2 separate regions of the Homo sapiens genome follow, and region 1 is linked to region 2. A link is a loop called in an ENCODE intact Hi-C map of the cell type or tissue named here. Cell type or tissue: ovary. All regions are shown on one strand. Each heading gives the region's core, and the rest is flanking DNA. Links, peaks and the distances in the headings are about the cores only.

Region 1 (4,660 bases), core at 460-4,459, 140 kb after region 2:
AAATGCTGAGTTTGTTGGCAGAATCGAGATGACTCCTAATTTCTAACAGTGTCATTTTTCTGAGGCAGGAGCCAAATGTTATATTGTTTTAGCCAAGCTTCTTGAAATATTAGTCTATAATTTCTTTCCTTGCTTTCTGACACTCTTACTTACAGTCATCAAGTTTTAGTCACCATCTCGACACCAAACATGCACTGGAAAAGGTCTCTAATTTACTCCAGAGCAACAAGATCTTTGGGTACATTTCGGACTTCCTATTTTGATCTCCTGGAAGCTTTAGAAACTGACACATAATTGTTTATGTCAACTTTATTGGATCGCAGGGTCCCCATATATTTGGATAAACATTATTTCTTGTGTGAAACAACAGAGTGAGGTTGTTTCTGGATGAGATTAGTGTTTGAATTGGGAGACTGGGTGAAGCGCATTGCCCTTCCCAGTGTGGCTGTGCATCTTACCATCTGTGGAGGGCCTGGACAGAATGAAAGGGTGGAGAAAGGGAGAATTCGCTCTCTCTGCTTGAGCTGGGAAATTAATCTCATCCTGCTGAAAGCAGGGGTTTAACGTTTAGACATTAAACTGGGGTTTCCACCATCTGGACTCCTGGTTCTTGGGCCTTTAAACTTGGACTGGAATTATACACTGGGGTTTCCTAGGTTTCTAGCTTGCAGATGGAAGATTATGGGACTTCTCAGCCTCCATAATTATGTGAGCCAATTCCTGTAATAAATCTCTTTATACAGATAGATATAGATGTGTATCTGTATATATGTCTATCATCTATCTGTCTGATCATCTATCTCCTATTTGTTCTGTTTCTCTAGAGAACCCTGACTGATATACTAACCAATCATTGCCTTCTTGAAACTCTTTCCTACCATTGTTCCTTGACAGAAGTCTGGCTTGGAGGTTCTGTTTCTTCACTGGAATCTTCTACTCCATATCCTTAGGCTCCTTTTCCTCTCCTTACCATTTAAATATTGGTTAGTATTATTTTCTTTTCATTCCACTACCTGAATACTGATGATTTACAAATCTTTTTCTCCATCATAAAGCTTAGTCATGGGTACAAGAAGTACATTAAAGATATGCACCTCCTGCTACTTTGATTAGGATGTTCTATGGGGCTTCTATATTCAACCCATCCAACAGAATTCATGATCTTCCCCTCCCTGAACATCTCCACTCAAAGTCTGTTCTTTCTTTTATATTTCCATTCTTGAGGAATGAAACCTCCATCTGCTGAGCTATTAAGCCAGAAACATGAGAGTAATTATAGAACCTTCATATATAAGTGTTTAAATACTATTGTTTCAACTGCCTAAATATCTCTTGAATTTATCTCTCCCCCAATATCCTCATTAAAGCTTCCATATTTCTCTGTCTTTTTCCCCATGAATTAGTAGAGATGCTCCCTGACCAGTTCACTTTCCTCCTGTCTTAGCTTCCCAATTTACCTTCCACAGGGCAGTCAGAATGATCTTTCCAAAGACAAATCAGAATATTTCCCTTCCTTGAGGAAAAACCTGTCAATGTTTCTGCATTGATTTAGGATTATACTCCAAACTCCTTTATGTGGTGCACAATGCTCCTGAGGGCCTAGAACTTTACTGGTTTTAGCCCTGAAATTCTCACCATCACAGACAAAGCCTCATTCCCTGGGCAAACTGCAGTGGTTTATCGTCCCAGCTCAAAATATCTTTTTCGTTCTGGTCTTCTTGACTTGTCTTCAAGGTTCTGCTTAAGTTGATTTTTTCTAAAATCATATCCCAACCAATTTTTTCTCTAGCCTGAAATGTGTATACAGTGCTTGTATGTCCTCTAAGAAAAGGGATTATCATATTCTACTTTAATCTGGTCTTGCTATACTTTGTGCTTTTTAAAGAGAGATGCTCTATTGTTTTCATCTCTACATCTCAAACACATCTAGCACAGTGATTAGCACATAGCCATTGATAAATATTTGTTGTATGATATTAGAAAAACTCAGGGCATCCATCTTCATGCTGTATTCAATAAGTAACATAACTCTTTGCTGATTAACTTAGTATTTTCACATTTTTATTGTTTTCACTTTGAAATACAATCTTTTATTTTTCCTCTTCTGTTTTACTACCATTATTTAACTCAAAAATAGTGGTTATTTTTCTTGTTCTCTTAGTAGATCCCCCGTAATATGTTTAAACTTATTTGAACATTTCCTGCTTCTTCCATCCTAAAAGATGTAGACATGTTTAGAATAATTAAGAATATTTGCAAAAAGGATTTCTTACAACACTTAGTGAGGACCAAAAATGTACCAGGTTCTGTGAAACCTAAGTGTAAACTGAGGAATTTTGACTCCTGCCCTACAAAAATTTACAATCCAGGCAGTAAAGCTGAACAGTCTAGCCTGAAAATCTATTTTAAAACTGTTTTCCCCCAGTCCGAAGATATAACCTTGAAGCTTACTGCAAACCCCCCTTTTTTTTCTTCTCCTTAGTCTTAAAATATGGCCTTGGAGTGTACTTTCTTTGAAACACCATGTCCCTCCCTTTCCTGCCATACACTCCCTCACCTCGTGCACATTTATCTAACTGTATGCTTGTATCTAATTATGTGCTTACTTAGAAGTTCCAAGGGGCTAATCTTAAAACAGACAAAGCATAGAGACCCAGCTGCCAAATTCCAGAGATTACCTCAAGGCAGTTAGTCATCAACCTGGCCAGTGCTGAGATGACACCAGCCTGTGCTCCAGATGGCCCAAGGCTTGAGATAGCACAAAACATTCAGACCTTGGACTCAGCATCCCTCCCTCATGCCTCCCATTCCAAGTTCCCTTTTGTAAGCCCCTCTTTCCAGCCTAAAGTTTGAAGTGGTTCCTAGAGGCAAAAGCCAGCTGCGTCCCCACTGTTAGCTTTGGAAAATAAAGTCACTTTCCTTTTCACTGCACTTCATTCTTGTTACTGCTTTTGCAAGTGGTGAGTAGCTGAGCATGAGCTTGGTTACAAGGCAAGCATATGCTCTTAAGAATTTCATTTTAAAAAGCCCAAAATTATGAATATATAATCTAATGACCTGGGAATCTCTTCCTGTAATATACAAAATGTCTTTTAGGGATAAATAGAGGTGGGATATTTAGTTTTTTCTTAGGTGCCAAACACAACCAAAAAAGGCATATTTGAAACAAAACTGAATATTTCCCTTTTCCTTTCATTGATTTGTTTTAAATTTTAGCTGTCCTGTTTTGAATTTTCAAGGGCTTCTTGTCTCTCATTATTCCTTTTAAATAGTATTCTGTTCTTTGTTACTGACATAAACTCATTTCTCAGAGAATAGTAATGGCCAATTAAAAAAAATTCTTTCTTATACCCTGCATTGCCTCTTTTTCCTTTGTATTCCTATTTTTTCTTTTTTCCCCTATTTCTAAATTTTTTTCTGCTGGAAATTTCTCTAAAACACTTGTGGCAGTCATGTTTGAAGATTGAAGCAATAGAAAGTTGATTGGAAGCTGCAGGCCAGGGGAACTTATTTGCTGATAATTTACAGGGTAGTCCAGGGGAACTCAGCTCTTTCATTAGAAGCCTTCAAATTTGGAGTGTCTTTTCTTTGGGACTATTTGATTTATTCTAGGGAGGCATCCTCTCATATACTATCTTGGGATGGGGCTTTAAGCCCAGCTCTAGCATTCTATAAGCAGGGAGGAGGAAGGAGGCTGAGGCTGGATCTACTATTCACTGTGAAACTGCTTATTCAGTCCTATTGTCAGCTCCATGTTCCCACCTTCCTACCTTCTACTTAGGCCTGGTGCCCTAAATCTGAAGCCTTCAGATCCTGTCCTTTAAGGAAGCAGTAATGGTGGGGGTGAGATGTGAGAGGGATAACCACCAAGCTGCCAAGGATGCAAGGATGGTTGAGAGTGGCCTATAGATTTTTTTTTTTTTTTTGACAGTCTTGCTCTGTCCCCCAGGCTGGAATGCAGTAGCATGATCTTGGCTCACTGCAACCTCTGCCTCCCAGGCTCAAGCAATTCTCATGCCTCAGCTTCCCAAGTAGCTGGGAGTACAGGTGCACCCCACTACCTTTGACTAATTTTTGTATTTTTTGTAGAGACGGGATTTTGCCATGTTGGCCAGTCTTGTCTCAAACTCCTGGCTTCAAGTGATCCACCAGCCTTAGCCTCCCAAAGTGCTGGCATCAGGTGTGGGCCATGGTGCCCAGCCTGATCTAATATTTTCACATAAAGAATTTTAATTAATGCCTCTGGTTATAATCATATACATCTTACTCCTATTTGAACTATTTTGATAGGAGTAACTATTTTGATAGTTCAAATCCAGAGTCTTTCAAGGAGTCCTCTTTGTAGAACACTCTGTTCATACTTCTTTCATATATTAAGTCTGTTACTAATCCTATATCTGTTTTCTATCTTTTAAAAAATTATTGAAGTCTTTCAATTTCAGTAGTCTTATATTATTTTCTTCTCCTTGGAACTTGTACCTTTTATATTTTATTTCTCATATTGTTATTTGGGGAAAATTTCAGGACAGAGAAGAAATAGATGTACATATTCAATCTACTATTGTTCCAAATAAATTTATTATGCTTTTGTTTGCTAATTTTCCTTTGCCACATTCACTGGTTATGTGAAGAACATACTCTACTACTTATTCCTTCTAAA
Region 2 (4,660 bases), core at 503-4,502:
CCAATTTCAGTGGCAGGGTTAATAATACTGCTGTAACAAACAACCCCAAAATCTCAATGGCTTATTATAGTATAAATTTATTTTCCACGTAGGCAGAGTCAATTACATATGTTCCTGGTCAGGCAGCTCTCTTCCAAATGGTGACCCAAGGATCTAGACTTTCTATGTAGTATTTCTGCCATCTTCAAAATGTGGCCTCCAAGATTACCCTGTGAGGGGAAAAGAAACTGCCTCATACTGGATGAGACACATAACTTCTGCTTCTGTTCTGTTGGAGAGGCCTGTCATATGGGCCACCTGGATGCATGGCTATTGGACACCATCATTCAGCTGCTGGCCCAGAAATAAGAAACAGGTTTGGGGACTATGTAGTCAGTCTCTGCCACATTATCTCACAATAGGAGGAATGAAGAAAGGAGGCCATGGAAGACATATGCAGTAGAAAAACAAGAAAGGTGTTCTTTATACCTTATAGGCAAGGAAACTGAGGCTCAGAGAAGTTAAGAAAAATACCTATAGCTACCCAGTCACAAAAAGGGCAGAATTAGGCACCAAACATGAGTCTATGTGACTTCCAGTCCCAACACTTAACCATTACATCTCAAAGCTCTTTTGGTAGTTTTCAGCTATTAAGTACTATTTACGTCTTTATCTATGGTTAACAGAAGCTAAGATTTAAGTGATTTGGGTTATTACTTCTCATTTTACCTGAATTTTAATACTTGCACCTATTTTTTGGAAGCCATGGCTGGCTAAGCATAAATATGGAAATGATTTATATATACTTGTCTTCCAATAATTTAGATTCGATGTCAAATTTCTTCTTGTGAAAATTCATTACCTTAATTCTTCACAGACAGAAAATAGCCTCTCCTTTTCCCCATGTATCCACTTACTTTATTTTTCATTTTTGTTCTGATTTGAAACCACAGAGTTAGGAATGGACAATTATTATAGGATTATTATATCTGTTATAGGAGATTCTATCATTTTTCCTTGGTTAAGCATAAACATATAACCTGGTTGTGGCTCAGATTCCTTAGTTTTGAGGGGGAGTAGAATATAAACCTGGAAGGTATCTCTCCTCATGCCCATCATTCTCTTCTACGTAAATTATCTTGAGACTCATAAAAGGAAAATAAAATTCTGAAATTAAATTCTTCATTGCCTTTGTTGGCTGATTTTATCAACTGTCTATTGAATGAGTGGTTTAGTAGAACTCCTTAAAAACATACAATATACTGACCAATCTATTTGGCTATTTTCCACATGTTTTCAGAAGTCAAGACACAAAATCTAACTTGTTTGTTTTTGCCAAACAATGAACAGCATTATGTGGATCTTAGACTTTGAAAAAAAAATATGACACATATTATGTAGCCTGAGTACTAGTGCTGTGTCCTGCTTTTTGAAGTTACTTTCTGGCAAGGGTGATTTTATCCAACATCAGTTACCAATCAAAGTTGAAAAATATTAAAGATTGGTTGGTGGCCTTTTTTCCCACTTACATTTCTGTCTGCCTTCTTCACAGTTCAGTCAGTTCACAACTGAGCTGTGTGTTTAAAGCAAACTGGATGAAAAAAGTAAAAGGAAAGGTCTAAATCATTCCTTCCCATAATGCAAATGCCATTCTTGTTTTGATTCTGCTATTCTCCATGCTATATTTAGAAAACAAGGCCTAATTTTTTTACTTGGCTCTGGACCTGCAGATCTTCTTGCAGAAATGACACTGAATCGTTCTCTACCTGTCCTTTCTGGCAATGTGTTTTGGTTAATTGGTACTTTGCCCTTACTCTTTCCAAGCACAAAAACTCTGATGCTTGTCCTTTGAGGAAGCACAGAAACGAGAGAAGCATAAATCCCCATTTGTCTCAAATGACAAGTCAGACATTTAGCCGCTGAGCAAGAAACATGCTCTCTGTGTTCCTCGGAAAGCAGCAGCTCAGAGCGCTTGATATTCTCTGAGACAGGAAGCTTGGAGATTCCTTATCAATAGTATGTAAATAGAGTAAGAGAACAGGCTGTAGACTTAACTGGAATTCAGACAGGTCTGGGCGTGCCTGGTGTACTGGTAAGGCCATCTCCTCAAAAGAGTTTTCCTGAAGGACTGAGATTTCCGAGAAAATATTTGTCCTAAGAGAGGATGAGTCTGACTCTGTGATAAAGCGTTAGTTGTCTGCGTGATTGTGCGATTCTGTATATAGCATCAACATTTGTATTTTCATTTGACTTGTAGCAAAGACCCTATTATGTTTTGGTTGAAATACTATGGAGAGCAATGGGTCTATACATAAATCCCCAAAGATCTGATCTTCGAAAAATTCTTACATATAAATGCACAAACATTGCTTTTTACTGCACCTCTCCAAAATAGTGGGAAGCAGAGATGAAAGAGGATCTTCACACAGTAACTGGGAGGCAGGATTCTAAAGATGCATCCATACCCAAGATTTCTGACCTCTGCTTATTCATTCGAATACAAATCCAAGTACTTCTTTGAAGGAATTTTGCAGATGTAATTAAAGATGCATCCATACCCAAGATTTCTGACCTCTGCTTATTCATTCGAATACAAATCCAAGTACTTCTTTGAAGGGATTTTGCAGATGTAATTAAAGTCTCAAGTGAATTAATTGACCTTAAAGTATGGGGATAATCAAGGTGGGCCTGATCTAATCAGATGACCCCTTTTAAGGCAGAGTGTTTTCTGTAGGATCAGAAGAGGAAGTCAGAGATTTAAAACATGACAGGGAGTTGACGCACGGTTGCTGGCTTGAAGATTAGGGAGGGGCGGGTTGTGCCACAGAATGCAGGTGGTCTTAAAGAGCTGAGAGTGGCTCCTGGCTATAGCCAGCAGAGAAACATGGACCTCAGTCCATATTTGGCCAACAACTTGAATGAGTTTGGAAGCAGATTTCCTTCCTAGGGCCTCCATATTCAAAAGCTCAGCCAAGTGAACATCTCATTTCAGCCTTGAGAGACCCTAAGCAGAGAACTCAGTTGAGCTATGCCGGAATTCTGAGCTCCAGAAGTGTGAGATAATTTGTGTTATTTTAAGTCACCATGTTTGTGGTAGTTTTCTATACGGCAATAGAAAGTTAATGCAGTAACACGATGTGGTGAGGCTTTGTATTTTGTGGGACTCAGGCCTCAGCTGTGGTGGGAGGCCCCCAGCATCCCAGAGACGTCATGATATGCAGTGTTTACCCAGTGGTAAAAGATGACGAACGGTAAGAACAGACTAGATGAGTGCTTGTGAAACCTCCCCTGGAATTCCTAGAAATTCTCCTGGGTGGGGAAAAAGAACACTGAAATTCTTCTGGGTCGGGGAAAAGAACACTGAAATTTGCATTATTACAGTCAATATGAGTGACTAGAACCTACGGGCTGATGAATTCCAAGGAAATTGACTGCACACATTTCCATAAAGTCCAGATTAGTTTGATCTCCTAGGATATGCTTCATTTACCAAAAGGAACACGGGGTTTTCTTTTTCTTTTTTTTTTTTTTTTTTGGTTTTGGTTTTGTTTTCTGATTTACTCCTCCCACTCCTAAATTCCCTTGCCTTATTCACAGACCCTGACCTCTTTTGCTAGATGCCAAGGGAAGGATTTAGTTAGTATGTCCTTGGATGATTGTGACAGTAGAAAATATCTTTTTCTTTGTTAAATCTTTGCTACTGAGACAAAATAGCAACTTATTCTTGAGAGATAGAGGACCTCTTTCAGTATACTTAGGTGCCTTTCACAAACTTCCTATTAAAAATAATGAGCAAACATTTTGTATTGGATTATTAAGAAAGGAAACTCGGTGAAAATTTAGAAGAGTGTAGGATTTTCCTCTTCTAAGCCAGCATACAGATTAGTAGAGATGAATGTGCTATAACTGTACTGTAATTTTATAAAAATATTGTTGGGAAACAATTTTCCACAGATCTTTTGCATTTCTGTACATCTTCAGAGCAGATACATGGACAGCTTTTATTCTGAAATGTCTTCTTAAGTGTGTTTGCATGGCAAACAGTTTTGGAAGGTAAAGATAATGTCTCCCTCCAAAGCAAAGGACAGATTTGCTTTCTATTTAGAATAATAAAGATAATGTCTCTTTCCAGGGCAAAGGATGGACAAGTTACTGGCAGTCCCTTTAAAGGTCTGCTATCTCCTAAGCTCAGGGAATCTCAGCTCTTATATAAGTCTTGTGTGTACAGGATGACAAACTTGTCAGAATTTGCCTGAGACTTTCCTGTTTACAGTAAAGTAAATCTTGAATATTAGGAAACCCCTTGGTCTTAGGTAAATGAGGGAGGTGGTCACCCTAGTGAGCTGCATCCATCTGAGATGCACCATATCACTCCCATGAGATTTGGAAGACATGGAAACCAATGAAAAACTTGAAGCTCATGCTGCTTGCTGTGTTGTAAGAAATAAATTTCTTTAGCTCTGACCCAGGAGTCTTGAGCCTTCTTCCAGCATCTTAAAATTGTAATAGGCTAACTTCTTAGCAAGTAGAAAAAAATCTCAGACAGACCCTTCACAGTTCTTTAAAAACGTAAGTCTAGTAGTTGCTGGAATTATAATTGGAAAAAAAAAAAGGTTAGAGAAATGGAGTAAGACCACAAGCTTCCTCTAAAGTTTTCCAAAAATCTGTTGTATGAAATGGA

What was found. A loop is a pair of places that touch in the nucleus more often than their neighbours do. Peaks named below come from ENCODE experiments on the same cell type or tissue, not always from the same donor. Only the 100,000 strongest peaks of a DNase experiment are listed, where the experiment ranks them.
Region 1: it touches region 2 in a loop (3-fold over the local background); 1 of 110 quality-filtered maps calls a loop at or near these places.

The regions. Positions count from the first base shown.
Region 1 is chr3:107,123,087-107,127,746 of GRCh38, reverse strand. The region is part of intron 2 of LINC00882 (long intergenic non-protein coding RNA 882); the gene reads left to right. Among named protein-coding and RNA genes, the nearest start is that of LINC00882, 120 kb to the left of the region's middle. In ovary, for the core only: no CTCF peak of the experiment used is centred there; a DNase peak (open chromatin) is centred at 2,736; H3K27ac peaks cover 3,973 bases.
Region 2 is chr3:107,262,369-107,267,028 of GRCh38, reverse strand. The region is part of intron 1 of DUBR (DPPA2 upstream binding RNA); the gene reads right to left. Among named protein-coding and RNA genes, the nearest start is that of DUBR, 24 kb to the right of the region's middle. In ovary, for the core only: no CTCF peak of the experiment used is centred there; no DNase peak of the experiment used is centred there; H3K4me3 peaks cover 719 bases; H3K27ac peaks cover 2,522 bases.